Regions from separate parts of the Homo sapiens genome. Here region 2 is linked to region 1. Evidence: chromatin loops called from intact Hi-C (ENCODE). Cell type or tissue: PC-9. All regions are shown on one strand. Each heading gives the region's core, and the rest is flanking DNA. Links, peaks and the distances in the headings are about the cores only.

The links. Peaks named below come from ENCODE experiments on the same cell type or tissue, not always from the same donor. Only the 100,000 strongest peaks of a DNase experiment are listed, where the experiment ranks them.
Region 2: a loop joins it to region 1, with 17 times the contacts of the local background. A loop is called at or near these places in 1 of 110 quality-filtered maps.

What each region holds. Positions count from the first base shown.
Region 1 is chr2:71,019,386-71,027,257 of GRCh38, reverse strand. It overlaps the pseudogene OR7E91P. Among named protein-coding and RNA genes, the nearest start is that of TEX261, 28 kb to the right of the region's middle. In PC-9, for the core only: a CTCF peak has its summit at 3,571 (motif pointing left); DNase peaks (open chromatin) are centred at 3,197 and 3,447; H3K4me3 peaks cover 1,077 bases; H3K27ac peaks cover 1,710 bases.
Region 2 is chr2:71,096,559-71,104,430 of GRCh38, reverse strand. No RefSeq gene overlaps it. Among named protein-coding and RNA genes, the nearest start is that of MCEE, 30 kb to the left of the region's middle. RefSeq lists an enhancer at 571-1,381. In PC-9, for the core only: CTCF peaks have their summits at 3,568 and 3,773 (motif pointing left); no DNase peak of the experiment used is centred there.

The DNA of each region.
Region 1 (7,872 bases), core at 1,914-5,913:
TTCTGTACACCCTGTGGTATTATTCATAATATCCTAGGGAGATATTATTCCTAACATCACAGTGCGTGTACACCATGGGTGGACACCCTGTGATGTTTCTCGTCATATCCTAGGGGGATATTACCCTTAATGTCACAGTGGGTGTACACCACGTGTGTACACACTGAGAAGTTACTCGTAACATCCTAGGGAGAAATTACACCTAAAGTTACACTGGGTGTACACCATGTGTTTATGTTCTCTGATGCTATTCGTACTATCTTAGAAAGTTATTAGTCCTAGTGCCACAGTGGGTGTATACCATGTGTGTACGCTCTGTGATGTTATTGGTATTATCCTAGGGAGATAGTTCTCGTAACTTCACCGTGGGTGTACATCATGTCTGTACTCCCTGTGGTGTTATTGGTTATGTCCTGGGTTGACATTACTCCTAATATCACCGTGGGTGCACACCATGGGTGTACATTCTGTGATGGTATTCGTAGCATCCTAGGGAGATATCACTCCCTGAGTCATAGTGGGTGTACGGCCTTGTGATATTATTAGTATCCTTGGGACGTATTACTCCTGTTATCACAGTGGGTGTACACCCTGTGATAGTATCTGTCATATCCTAGGGAGATATTACTGTATACCCTGTGATATTATTTGTGACATTTTAGGGAGCTATTTCTCCTAAAATCAGAGTGGGTGTACACCCTGTAATATTCTTCCTAATATCACAGTGGGTGTACACCATGAGTGATATTTTTTCTAATATCCAGCGGGGAAGAGGATGATATTGCTTCCAATACCACAGAAGGTGTACACCCCGCTGTGATATTGTTCCTAATATCCAGGGAAGGAGAGGATGACATTATTCCCAATATCACTGGGGGTGTACCACCTCCCGCCGGGATATTGTTCTTAATATCCGGAGGTGGAGAGAATGATGTTACTCCCAATATCACAGGGGGTGTACACCACCCCTGTTCGTAAACACCCCCTGTGATATTGTTCCAAATGGCCTGTGAAAGAGTAAATATGACTCCCATTATCGCGGGGGGTGTTCAGCCCCGATGATATTGTTTTCTAACATCCAGGGAAGGAGAGTATGCTATTACTCCCAATATCGCAGGGGTTGTACACCCTTTTGTGTTTTTGTGCCCAATATCCAGGAAAATAGAGGCTGATATTACTCCCAATATCGAAGTAATTGTACAGCACCCCTGTGATATTCTTCCTCATATCCAGAAAGGAAAAGAATGATGTTACTCCCAACAGCCTAGGAAATGTATACCCGCGCTGTGATATCTTTCCCAATATCCAGGTGGGGAGAGGATCATATTACTTCCAATGTCGCAGGGTGTGTACACCCCCTCTGTGATCTTGTCGCTCACATCCAGGTTTGGGGAGGACGAGATTACTGCCAGTATTGCAGGGGGAGTACACTCCCCCGTGACCTTGTTAGTCATTTCCTGGGTGGAGAGGATGATATTACTCCCAATATCGCAGGGGTGTACACACCCCTGTGAAAATCTTCCTAACATCCAGAGGGAGAGAGGATGATATTACTCCCAGTACCACAGGGGGTTTACACAGCCCTGTGATACTCTTCCTAACATCCACAGGGAGAGAGGATGATATTACTCCCAATATCGCAGGGGGTGTACACTACCCTGTGATATTGTTCCTAATATCCAGAGCGAAAGAGGATGATATGACTCTCAATATCGCAGGAGGTGTACACCCCTCCTTTCCTATTGTTCTGAATACCCTGGGAGGGAGAGGGTAAGGTTACATTGAATATGGCAGGGAATGTACACCGTCCCCCTCTGATACCCTTCCTAATGTCCAGGGGAAGAGAGGAAAATTTTACTCCCAATATCGCAGAGGCACTACACCCCACCTGTGATGTTGTTCCCAATATGCAAGGGGAGAGAGGATGATACTACTCCCAATATTGCCGGGCTGTTCACATCTCCAGTGACATTTTTCCTAATATCTAGGGGAGAGACAATTATATGACAGCAAAGGTCGCAGGGTCTGCACATCCCTTCCTGATATTGTTCCTAATATCCAGGGGGGAAGAGGATGATATAAAATATGAAAGGGGGTGTACACCCCCCACCCCTACGATATTGTTCTTAATCTTCATGAGGGGAGACGATGATATTACTCCAAATATCGCAGGGGTTGTTGACACCCCCCTGTGATATTGTCTCTGATATCCGGGGGGGAGAAAATCTTATTACTTCCAATATTGCAGGTGGTGTATACCCCACCTGAAATATGGCACCGAATATCCAAAGAGGGAGAGGATGGTATTAATACCAATATCGAAGTGTGTGTACAAGCCCCTTGTGATATGGTTTTTAATATCCAGTGGGCGGGAGGATGATATTAGTCCCAACATCCCAGAGGGTGTACACCACCCCTGTGATACTGTCCCTAACTTCCAGACGGGAGAGGATGATATCACTCCCAATATCTCACAAGTTGTACATCCCCCGTGATATTGTTCATCATATCCAGGGAGGCAAAGGATGACATTCCATTGAATTTCACGACAGGCGTACATGCACAGTGTGATATTGTTCCTAATATCCAAGAAGGGAGAGGATGATATTACTCCCAATAAAGCAGTGGGTGTACATTACCCCTGTGTTATTGTCTCTAATATCCGGGGCCGGGGGAGGTGGGGAGAGGATAACATTCCCTCAAATTTAGCAGGTGGTTTGACGCCCCTTGTGGTGCTGTTTTAAATATCCAGCGGGGAAGACAATAGTATAGCACTATTTTTGATAGTCCGATTCATCCACTCCACCTTTCCGGAACTCTGAGGCTGGGAGGCGGCATGCAGTTTCCGTGTGATCCCCAATACCTTTGCCGTCTTCTGTACCATGGCAGCCAAAAACGCAGGCCCGTTATGTGAGCCGATCCGTAAGGGCAGTCGAAATCTAGGAATCAGATCTGGAAGAAGCACAGGGGTTTCTTGGCCAGCTTTCTCAGTTCGTGTTGGATAGGCCTCCACCCACCCAGAGTAGGTACACCCAAGAACTAGTGAATACTTGTTACCTCCACACTTTGGCATCTCTCTGAAGTCTACCTGGAGATCTCCAAAGGGGGCTGCTCCATAAGCTTGTATGCTGGGCGGAACGGCTGGACCTTGCCTCACATTATGCTGTCGGCAGGTAACACACCGCTGCCTCACCGTTTTGGCAAGGGCTGACAAATGCGAGGTGTAGAAATACCGGCCTAACAACTTTTCCAGTGACTCCTGACCTACATGGGTGGTTTCTTGCACAGCCAGTACAACTGCAGCTCCTAGCAACTGTGGCACAGCTACTCTCCCATCTGGTAACCGAATCCATCCTTCCTCCATCACTTGTCCTTCCCTCTACCTGGAGACAGTCCTTTTCTTCTTTAGAAGAAGTAGGTAGGTCCAAGATCAGGTGTTTGAGGGAGCACTGATGCCCGGAAGAGGGCAGATGCTGCTTTTCGAGCCTCTGAGTCAGCGTGGGAATTCCCCAAACCCAGCAAGGTGGAAGCTCGCTGGTGTCCTCTGCAATGCATAACTGCCACCTTGTGGGGTTTCCATACTGCTTCTCATAATTGCAAGATTTCTCGTTGATATTTTCTGTCTTTTCCCCCAGAGTTCAATAGGCCCTTTTCTTTCTATCACGCTCCATGCACTTGAAGGATTAAAAAGACATACCGAGAATCAGTGTAAATGTTGACAGTCTCACCTTCACTGAGTTCTAAGGCCCCAATGAAAGCAATGAGTTCAGCTTTCTGGGCTGCAGTGGCCTGGGGCAACGATCTGGCTTCAACAACAGTGTCCAGGGTTACCACTGCACACCCTGCACCTCTCTCTCCTTGGGGGTTGAAGAAGCTGTTCCCATCCACGTATAGTTCCCAGTCTACTGATGCCCAAGGCTGGTCCCGGAGGTCAGGTCTGCTAGAGTCAACTGAGTCCAACACTTCTACACAATCAGGCTCGACAGGGCTCTCTGATACCAGGAGCAAGGTGGCAGGGTGTAGAGTGTTACAAACTTCAATGGTTATACAGGGATTTTCACAGAGCAAAGTTTGGCACTTGGTGAGTCTGGCATTCATTAGTCAATGATGTCCTTTAGTATTCATTGAAGTCACCACAGCATGGGGGGCCTTTATGTTCAGGTTTTGCCTAAGAGTCAGCTTATTTGCTTCTTGGACTAGCAGGGCAGTTGCTGCCAAGGCCCTCAAACAGGGGGGCCATCCTTTAGAAACCCCGTCTACTTGTTTAGAGAGGTAGGCCACCAGCCTCAGCCAGGGCCCCACACTTTGGGTTAAAAGTCCAGCTGCCATCTTTTCTCTCTCTCAAGCATACAATGGAAAAGGCTTTGTCAGATCGGGTAGCCCCAGGGCTGGGGCTGCCAGAAGTTGTTCCTTTAACTCATGAAAGACTTGCTGTTGTTGGGATCCCCATTCCAAAGGTTCCCGGTCCCTGCCCCCTTTGTGACCTCCTACAAAGGCTTGGCTAATACTGCAAAGTTTGGGATCCACAGTCTGCAAAACCCCACAGCTCCTAAGAATTCTCTCACCTGCCTTCTGCCTTTAGGCTCGGGTAGATTGCAAATGACCTGCTTTCTTTCTTATCCCGGCCTCCGTTCCGACCCCTGTCGGATAGTAAATCCCAAGTAAGGTACCTGCTGTCGGCAGATCTGAGCTTTCTTCTTGGACACCTTATACCCACAGTCCTCCAGGTGCCGGTGTAGGGCATCTGTTCCCTTGGTGCACCCGACTGCCGTGGGGTGTCCCAGCAGAAGGTCATCAACCTACTGGAGCAACATGCAGCCTAGGTCTCTGGTGGGAAACTTCTGGAGGTCTTGAGCCAACGCCTCCCCGAAGATGGTGGGGGAGTTCTTGAACCCTTGGGGAAGCCCGGTCCAAGTGTACACTACTCAGTGTACTGACACCTGACTCCGGATCTTCCCACTGAAAGGCAAATAGCTTCTGCCTCTCAGGGGCTAATCTGATAGGAAAGAAAGCATCTTTCAGGTCCAAGCAGGTGAACCAGCTGTCCTCAGCTGGCAGCAACCCCAACAATGTGGATGGGTTAGGTACTGTTGGATGTAAAGTCAGTGTAGCTTGATTAAGCAAGCGCAAATCCTGTACCGGCCGGTAGTCCTTGGTCCGTGGCTTGGGAACAGGCAGGAGGGGAGTGTTCCATGGAGACTGACAAGGAACAATAATTCCAAAAGTTCTTAGGTGCTCGAGACGGACCTGGATACCTTGAAGAGCTTCTCTGGGGACCGGGTCCTGTTTTTGCCTAACCGGCTGGGCCCCAGTATTAACTGGCCAATCCCAGAGGGATGTCTTCCACCCGTACTCTTGACCACCGCTAAGCCAGAGCTGGTCTTCTCTCTTGACCCGGCTCAGTTAAGAAAAGTCTCCATTCCTCCTCTCGGGGGACCGTAAGGGTCATAATGACTCCCGTTCCGGGTACCTTTAGCAGCAAAGAGCCGTGCTCTGTCAAAGAGATAGTGGCTCTCAGCTTGCTGAGCAAGTCCCTTCCCAAAAAGGGCAAGGGACAGTCAGGCATGTACCAAAACTGATGAATGACTTTACGTCCTCCTACAGTACAAGTCCGAGACAAGCAGAAAGCTTGCTTTGCTGAAACCCCCGTGGCTCCGATGACGTCAATAGTCTTTTTGGATAAGGGGCCGACCAGGGCGGTTACTAGCGAATGTTCAGCACCGCTACCTACAAGAAAATCAATGTCTCTACCCCCGACTGTCATTCTGACCAGAGGCTCTTTGGGGACGCTTGAGCCCGGTCTCCCTCAGTCCAATAACCCTTCTGCCAGGTTGAGCAGGGCCCCTTCCTCCCTGTCCGGGGCCTCCTGCTCTGAGTCACCTTGTTTTCTTTTGAGCTGAGGGCATTTGTTCTTCCACTGTCCTGTTTCTTTACAAGAAGCCCACTGGTTACGCTGCAAACTCTGACAGCCAAGCTGAGTTTCTTTCCCAGGGCCCCCCTTCCCTTGCCTCTCTGGGGGGACCCCCTGTGATTGCTGCAGCTAACAAACAGGTCGGTGTTTCGCCGGGCCTGACCTCCATTCTCTTTGCCATTTTCCTTACGGCTTACTGCATCCCTGTTTACAAACACCTGGCTAGCTATTTCTGGTAATTGTGATGTATTCATCCCTGCAAGCCCAGCCTGTTTCTGCAGTTTTCTTCGCATGTCTTCTGCGCTTTGATGGACTAAAGCCATGTTAATCATGCGCTGATTTCAGGGCTATCGGGATCAAAGGGAGTATACATACGATAGGCCTCACACAGTCTCCGTAGAATTGTGCTGGACTTTCTTCTTTGCCCTGAATGACCTCAGAGACCTTGTTAACGTTTGTGGCCTTCTGAGCTCCCCTCGTTAATCCTTCCAAGAGAGCTTCCCTGTCTCGGTTTAGCCTTTGCATATCCTCTCTTTCATGTGGGTCCAACTGGGGGAGTCAGTTCCTGGTAACTGGGTCCTTACATACTCTTGGGGGTTTTGGTAATCAGCTGGTGCATGTTCCTCCAGCCACTTAGTTGCTGCTTGGAGGACTCTCCGCCTTTCTTCGCTGTTAAAGAGGAACATGAGCAACTGGTGCCAATCAGCCCAGGTGTGGTTGTGGGTCTGGATAACAGTTTGGAGCAAATCAATTAGGGCTTGTGGCTTTTCGGTATAGGGCGGTGTATTGCTTTTCCAGTTGAGAAGGTCGACGGAGGTGAAGGGCTGGTAGCCAAAAACACGCCTCTCCACCACGTGACCATCCTCATCTATCCCAGTATACCGCTGTTCTCTCGGGGACATTTGTATCCCCGTTTTGGGCCGTAAAGGAGCTGCCGGGGGAGGGGTGGAACGGCGCAATGCGACTTACCGAAATTAATAATCTCAATTATTAATTGACACTAATAATTATCAATATTAATAACTGATAATATAATTTTTAAAATCAATACCGATGATAATGATAATATTAAATAGTTATACTAACGATAACAATACATGATTAATATTAATGATTAATGTTGCCTGATATTAATAACTGATATTGATCTTATTCATTAGAAAACAGTAATATTAGCTCCTAATAATTAATATTAATATTAATCTGAAAACTTTATTAGCAATTATTTCTTAATATTAATATTAATATCGGTCATTCATATTCATGTTAAAAATAAATGAGGAATAATTCATCCTACTATTACGTCTAATACCTCAGTGGGTGTACACCCACCTGTGATATTGCTCCTAATGTCCAGGGAGGGAGAGAGCATGATATTACGTCCAATATCGCAGTAGTTGTAAACCCAGCCGGTGATATTGATCCGAATATAATCTCCAGGGGCTGGAGTATGATATTACTCCCAATATAGCACTGGGTGGGCATCCACCCGGTGATTTTGCTCCTAATATTCACGGAAGAAGAGCATGATATTACTCCCAGTATTGCAGGAAGTGTACACCCCCGTGTGAGATGGTCCTTAATAATATTCCAAGGCGGAGGGGGTGATATGACGACATATATGGCAGAAAGTCCACACCCCCCAGGGATTTAGTTTCCATGATCCTGGAGGGAAGAGGATGATATTACGTTCAACAGGACAGAAGGTGGACACTCCCACACTGATATTGTTTCTAATGGGAACGTGGGAGAGAAGGATATGGCACGCGATACCACAGGGAGTAGAAACACCCCCGTGGTACTGTTCTTAATATTCAGGGAGGAAGAGGATGATATTACACCCAATAGAGACGGGTGAACACCCTCTGTACACTGAGGGTGCACACCCGTCTGTGAAACAGTTCATAATATCCAGAGGGGGAGATGATATTACTCACAATACGGTCAACAAGCTGTGAGAC
Region 2 (7,872 bases), core at 1,750-5,749, 77 kb before region 1:
TATTTAGTTTTGGAAATTTCTATTGACTTATCCTCAAGTTCAGAAATTCTTTCCTCAGCCATGTTCAGGTTACCTTTGATGCAGGATTTTTCTCAGCCCCTTTGCTGGACTCATGGAAGGGGTGCCCATCTACTCCGCCCACCATGCTCAACCCCTTGTGGGAGGGAGAACATGAGAGAGTGAGTGCAGGCTCTGGCTGGCTGCTTCAGGCACTGACACAGGAGCAATCTCTGTGCAGGGCCTGCACAGACCAGGCGTGTCGCCTTGAGGGGAACATGGTGGCACCCAGGTGAGGGTGCCCACAACCTTCCTTCCTGAAGTCCCAAGGAAGTGTTACAGTGCTCCTTTAGTTCTGCACTGCGGACGGTGGTGTATTAGCAGCTCAGTTGGCCCCTTGCCTTGTTGTGTGGGGTGGCTGCCCTGCACTGACAAGCACAAAGGGCTGATGTGACAGCCTTTCTGGGGACTTGAATTCCATGGGTCCTGAGCATTTGTCTGGTTTCCAAAAAGAATGAGATCATGCAAATGAAGGAAGGTGAAGGCAGAGAATTTTATTGAGTGATGAAAACTGCTCTCAATAGAGAGGGGAGCTGGAGAGGAGATGGGAAGGGCAGGTCGTCTTCCCTGGAGTTAAGTCATCTTTTCCCCAAAGTCAGGCCATCTCCTCCTCTTCCAACTGAGTCTGGGGTCTTTATAGGCACAGGAAGGGGGGTGGATGCTGATTGGTTTGTGTGTATGCAAGAAAGGTTAAAGTGAAGCCTCCACTCAAAGGTGGGCATGACAGTGTAGAAAACCTATTAGAAAAGGATAGGTATATGTAAAATAGGTGAAGGGTGGGGCCCAATCAGAGGAAAGCATGCCAAACAGGAAGATGATTTCTCAATCCGTTCCGAGGATTTAACCTGTAGCTTGGCTTTCAGGCTTTCAACTGTCTTCAGCTTGGAGGTGGGGTTTCACTGGAGATCCACCCCTATCTGCCCAGGAATTTGGCTGCCTGCTGTCACTATCACCTTGAGCTCATCAAAGGCATTCTTCATTGTTGTTTATAGCAGTTTTGATTGTGTGTTAGGCTGTCTTTGCATTACTATAAAGAATACCTCAGGCTGAGTAATTTATAAAGAAAAGAGAGTTAATTAGCTCATAGTTCTGTAGCCTTTACAGGAAGTGTGGTGCTGGCATCTGCTTGGCTTCTGGTGAGGGCCTCAGGAAAGTTTTACACTTGGCAGAAGGTGAAGTTGGAGCAGGAATGTCACGTGGTAAGAGCAGGAGCAAGAAAGCAAGGAGGGCGGTGCCACACACATTTAAACAATGAGATCTCTCATGAACTCACTCATCACCAAGGGGATGGTGCTACGCCATTCATGAGGCACCCACCCCCAGGATCCGTATACCTCCCACCAGGCCCACCTCCAACAACTGGGGGTCACATTTCAACTTGAGATTTGGAGGAGACAAATACCCAAACCATAGCAGATACCTAGCATTTCTTTTTCATTCTTTCTTAGAATTTATATCTCTCTGCTTACATTATCTATCTGTTCTTGCAGTTTGTCCAATTTTTTCATTAGAGCCCTTAGCATATTAATTTAATTAAGCAATTAAAGTTGTTTTAAATTCCCAGTCTGATCATTCCAACATCCTTTGCATGTCTAAGTCTGGTTCCATGCTTGCTCTGTCTCTTCAAACTGTGTTTTTTGCCTTTTAGTGTGCATTGTAATTTTTTATTGAGAATTGGACATAATGGGCTGGGTGAAAAGGAACTCTGGTAAATAGGTCTTTATTACTAATGTGTTTGTATGTGCTTGATGGGTCATAGTCCTACGATTAAGTCAGTCTTTTAGTGACCCTGTGTACCTAAGCTATAAATTTTGAAGTGCCTGTCAGTTTTTCCCCACCTTAGGTGGGATGGGGGGCTGAAGTTGGGTATCCCTTCCCCTAGGTAAGTTAGACCCAGATAAAACACCAATAGGTTAGGCTCTGGTAAACTAGTTTATCTTGAGGACAGGCCTTTTAAGAAAGAACAGAATGCCAGTCGCGGTGGCTCACACCTGTAATCCCAGCACTTTGGGAGGCCGAGGCGGGCGGATCACGAGGTCAGAAGCTCAAGACCAGCCTGACCAACATTGCGAAACCCCGTCTCTACTAAAAATACAAAAATTAGCCAGATGTGGTGGCACGTGCCTGTAGTCCCAGCTACTCAGGAGGCTGAGGGAGGAGAATCGCTTGAACCCAAGAGGCGGAGGTAGCAATGAGCTGAGATTGTGCCACCGCACTCCAGCTTGGGCGACACAGCAAAACTCTGTCTCAAAGTAAAAAAAAAGAACAGAATGCTCTGGTATATTTTTTTAAATGGTTACTTCCCACTCTTTCTGCTGGAAGCCAGAAGGGATTTTTCTGCTATGCACTGGAAGAACCTGGTAGAGGTCCCAGAGGAAAAAGTCACAAGAGAGCAGTGGGGGTGGGGGCTATGACTGAGTCATGTTGGAGTTTTTAACTCATAGACTTGTCCATACAGAACCACAAACGATTTGTCAATTACAGGGCAGCTTTCCTGCCCTGGAATGGTTCCCACAAAGCTTTCTGCTTGTGAGTTTCCTCCCCAGTAAATTGTGGTTCTCTGTGTCCAGCTGTCTGTTTCTCTGTCTGGGGGCAACAGTTTGCCCTGTGACCTCACTTCCCTGACAGACCTGAGAAGAGTTGTTTATTTTTCAGTTTGTCCAGCTTTTGACGTACTAGGATGGAATGGCATCTTTGAAGTCCTTACATGTTAGATCAGGATTTCAATGGCATTTTAATCTGCTGGATTATTCAGTCCTGAAATCACCCTCTCTGAACTGCTTTTTATATGGGCTAATTTCTTTATTTTTTGAAGTCAGTTCGAGTTGAGGTTTTGGTAACTTGAAACTGAAAGCATTCCAATAAAGTACAGTTGACCATAAAAATGAGACAAAAACCCTCAAAATTACGTGAGGAAGCTCTAATTAGTATCAAATACAGAACAGAAGACCAAGTACTCATGGCTGACTAACTCGGGCGCAGTGGCTCACGCCTATAATCCCAGCACTTTTGGAGGCCTAGGCGGGCGGATCACGAGGTCAAGAAATCGAGATCATCCTGGCTAACACGGTGAAACCCCTTCTCTACTAAAAATCCAAAAAAATTAGCTGGGCATGGTGGCGGGCACAGTTATCCACCCTCCATGGCCTCCAGAAGTAACATTTTAATGAAAGAGATCTAGTCTTGAAAAGTATCCTTGGAGTCTGGGGTAAGAGAGTAAACTTTTTTTCCTATATCTCTGCCAAAATGTATTCCAAGTTACCTGTCTCAGAAATGTTGAAGCAGCTATAAAATTATCAAGATGAACTGAGAGCTTTATGAATTTATATGTCCTCTTCAGTCAGACAACCATATTCACCTGGAGGTTACAGAAACAACAGGTTTCTGTGTCTCAAGGTGACCTATAAATGTGACACAGATTACCAGCACTATAGGTGTGCTAGTATAGATCATATGAATCTGCTGAGTTTTAAGCCAGAATAGCTGTTAGTGCTGTGCCTTTCACCCATTGGACATATATTTTATTTTAAAATGCATATTGTATTCAGAAAGCTACCTCTCAGTTTTAATTTAAACCTTAGTTATTTAAAAGCCAAATTTATTCTAGATTTTTATAAACAACAAGAAATAGTTTTAGTAAGGGAAGACGGCTGCCATGTTTTTGCTGAGGTTCCAAGAAGTGCCTCCTGAGAACCTGGGGATGAGGGAAGTAGGGTCGCCCTCTGCCGGGTACACATGGAACAGCTACAAGGAATGGAAGTGATTGGTGATCCTTTTCAGGGAATAAACCAAGAGATTGTTTTCAAATGTTTGACTAAGTCATTATCCCCAAACTCCTGTTAAGGTGATGAGAATAGAGACTGAGGCTCAAAGTGGAAGACAGCAATGTAGACATAATTTATCAACTAAAAATTTAATCTTTTGGAATGAGACTAAAGGGACATATTAAGGTCAATCCACTGGGAGCCAGAAGAGAGATGCCCAGAGAGCTGGAGGTTGGCAGGACCTTTCTAACCACCATCCCTGAGCACACCATCCCATGTGTGTGTCCTGGGCCCTGGGGTTTTTGTATTCCTGTTGTTGGGCATGATATTAACTCCCTTTGTTATCATTCCATCTTCATCAAACATGTCAGTGCCAGCATTTGAGGTTTACTTGACAGATACATCTTTCATTATAAACTCATAATATGAAATTCTGGCTTATATATCCATCTCTAATGAGTTTGGTTAATGTGAATCTACCCCATAAGACAAAATCAGTCAGGCTATGCCCAAATCTGTCTTTTGAGCTAGCAGGTTGGGAGACAGACCAAAGTAAATGTCGCTTCCAAGACTCTTGGCAGTTAAAGTGCTGGGCTTCTCAGTCAGTACTCATTTCTGCAACACAGCTTAATATGAACTGCAGCAGAAGACAATGGAAAATGCAGTTCAACATTTCACTCGCTTTTGGCTCTGAATGCATTTTATACAACATTTCGTCATTTGAGGGCAACACTATGTATGTATGTACATTACAAAGATACATACAATGCAACAATTAAATAGATTTTAGATGTCACAGTAAATAGAAATTTAGGGTATGATAGTCAAGTAACATACTTTATCAGTGCCTGTGCAATTTCCAAAGGACAGCCATACATTTGTCTCTGATCTTAGTAGCCAGATACAGGAGCACAATTAATTCCAAATTTAATGGGTTCCTAAAGATAAAAGTTAGCTTGTTGTCTAAGACAAGCCAACTCTACCCAGTAGAGCTGAGAGAGTATTTTCCTCAGGTTCCCATAAAGAAGACAATTTGAGCTTATAGAAAATGTTCTCAACAGCTGGGTGCGGAGGCAGGAGAATCATTGGAATCCAGGAGGTGGAGGTTGCAGTGAGCCAAGATTGTGCCACTGCACTCTGGCCTGGGCAACAGAGTGAGACTGTCTCAAAAAAAAAAAAAAAAAAAAAAAAAAAGTGTTCTCCACAGCACCCCTATGATAAATAAGGAACACATTTCAAATAGTGTTTTCTTTCTTGTAATGTCTCTTTGTGCAGACTAATGGCATACTCTGCAGTCCAGTAAATAGCAATTCTATGAGGCATCAAGACTCCCCAATCCACATGAAATAAAATGAGAAATGTCATTGTGCAGGACTTCAGGGGCTACTCCCGCGGGAGAGAAGCTGTCAGAATGGGACACCAGGCCCTGCCTCTCAGGGGCGCCCTGAGGGACAGAAGTCAGGAGCAGAGTGCAGGGGCCGCTGAGCTGGAGAACAAGAGAGGAACACTGTGTGCAGGAGTCACAACGAGGGGCCCAATGAGAGAGACGCTGGAGTAACTGCTGTGCAAACTTTGGGGAGCAGATGGGCCAAGGACTATTTTAGGAAGTTAAGATGTTTGTTGTGTAGACAACAGCCCGGCCATACCCTTCAAGACAACCAGGCAACATGGCATGGTGGTTTGGAGCAGTGGCTTCAAAGTTATAGACTTGCACACCTCATAAAATTACTAGGAAAAAATTGTGTGCCTCCTTTCTCATTTTAACAAATGTGACAAAAAATTGTTTTATCACAAGTTCAAATAATTATGAAGTATATAATTTCTGGGGTACTGTAAACACTGACATTTTAAAACAAAACTGTCTCATCAGTCTTTTTACATGTATAGTAGAATATTAATACAATAGCAATTTGAAACCCTCCATTATCCACTTACAAATTACCATAGGCCCATCTCTACTAAAAATATAAAAATTAGCCAAGGGTAGTGGCGGGCGCCTGTAATCCCAGCTATTCAGGAGGCTGAGGCAAAAGAATCACTTGAGCCTGGGAGGTGGAGGTTGCAGTGAGCCGGAGATCACGCCACTGCACTACAGCCTGGGCGGCAGAGTGAGACTCTGTCTCATAAATAAATAAATAAATAAATAATAAAATAAAATACCATAAACAAGCTCTTCATTAAGGGTCAGAAATTGTACCTTGTGCATTTTACCTATTGAAATTTAACTTCCATTCCAACTCTCCCACATAACTTTACAAATTTTATATATTTTTTATGCATGAAAGTCTTATTTTGATCATCCAGTTAACCAACAGAATGTGACACTGGCGATGAGATATTACTGCTGAGATTTGGTTGCATAAAGACTCTGGCTTCTGTCTTGCTGGTGTTGTTCCACTCCCACACTTGCTGGCTTGCTCTAGCCAGCTGACATGTTGTGGACTGCCCCATGGAGAGGTGCGTGTGGCCAAGAACTGAGGGAGGTTTCCAGCCCACAGTGAGGAGCTCAGGCCTTCAGTCCAATTGCCTGGGAATAACTGAGTCCTGCCAACAACCCCATGAGCTTAGAAGTACATTCTCTCTCAGGCTGGGTGCGGTGGCTCACGCCTGTAATGCCAGCACTTTGGGAGGCCGAGGCTGGTGGATCACATGAGGTCAGGAGTTCGAGACCAACCTGGCCAACATGATGAAAACCCGTCTCTACTAAAAATACAAAAATTAGCTGGGTATGGTGGCACACGCCTGTAATCCCAGCTACTCAGGAGGCTGAGATGGGGAATCATTCATTGAGATGGGGAATCAATCCCAGGAGGCAGAGGTTGCAGTGAGCGGAGATTGTGCCACCACACTCCAGCCTGGGCAATACAGTGAGACTCAGTCTCAAAAAAAAAAAAAAAAGAAAAAAAAGTACATTCTCTCTTAGTTGAGCCTTCAGCTGACACCTTGACTGCACACCTTGAGGTCACATTCAGATTCTAGACTCACAGAAACTTCTCAATAACTGTGTGATAATGTCTGATGAGTGGTTTATCAATTATATTGATCTCAAAGTACGAGACTTTGATTTCATTGATTGTCTCTATTATTTTTCTGTTTTCTATTGTACTGACTTTCACTCTGATCTTCATTATTTCCTTCTCTCGTCTTACCTTGGGTTTAATTTGCTCTTCTTTTTCTATTCCTCCCCCCCTCCCTTCCTTCCTTCCTTCTTTCCTTCCTTCCTTTATTTTTCCTTCCTTCTTTTCTTTTCTTTTCGACAGAGTCTTTCTCTGCTGCCCAGGCTGGAGTGCAGTGGTGGGATCTTGGCTCACTGCAACTTCTACCTTCTGGGTTCAAGCGATTCTCATGCCTCAGCCTCCTGAGTAGCTGGGACTACAGGGCGACATCATGCCTGGCTAACTTTTGTATTTTTAGTAGAGACAGGATTTCACCATGTTGGCCAGGCTGGTCTCCAACTCCTGACCTCAAGTGATCCATCTGCCTCGTCCTCCCAAAGTGCTGGGATTACAGGCATGAGCCGCTGTGCCTAGCCATGCTCTTCTTTTTCTGGTTTTTAAAGGTGGAAGTTGAAGTAAGTGATTTGAGACCTTTCTTCTTTTCTTTTATAGGCACCCAGCATTGTAAATTTTGCTCTAAGTACTGTTTTAGTTGGATCCTGCAATGGAAAATTATAAGCTGTCTAGAAACAATGAAAGGTTAGACATTACATGCCAAAATCTATGGGACACAGGGAACGTTTAATGTACAATACAATAAATATTATAAACCTAAACATCTTAGTAATTAAAGATGCTTAAAAATAAGATACGTGCCCATCTTTAGGAATAGACAATACAAAAATATAGGTTAATAGGAATGAGAAAGAAGACATAATAAAAATCTAGGGAGGATTATAAACTAATTGTACAAACTGGCCAGGCATGGTGGTTTATGCTTGTAATCCCAGCACTTTGGGAGGCCAGGGCAGGTGCATTGCTTGAGCTCAGAAGTTTGAGGCCAGCCTAGGCAACATGGTGAAACTCTATCTCTACAAAAAATAGAAAAATTAGTC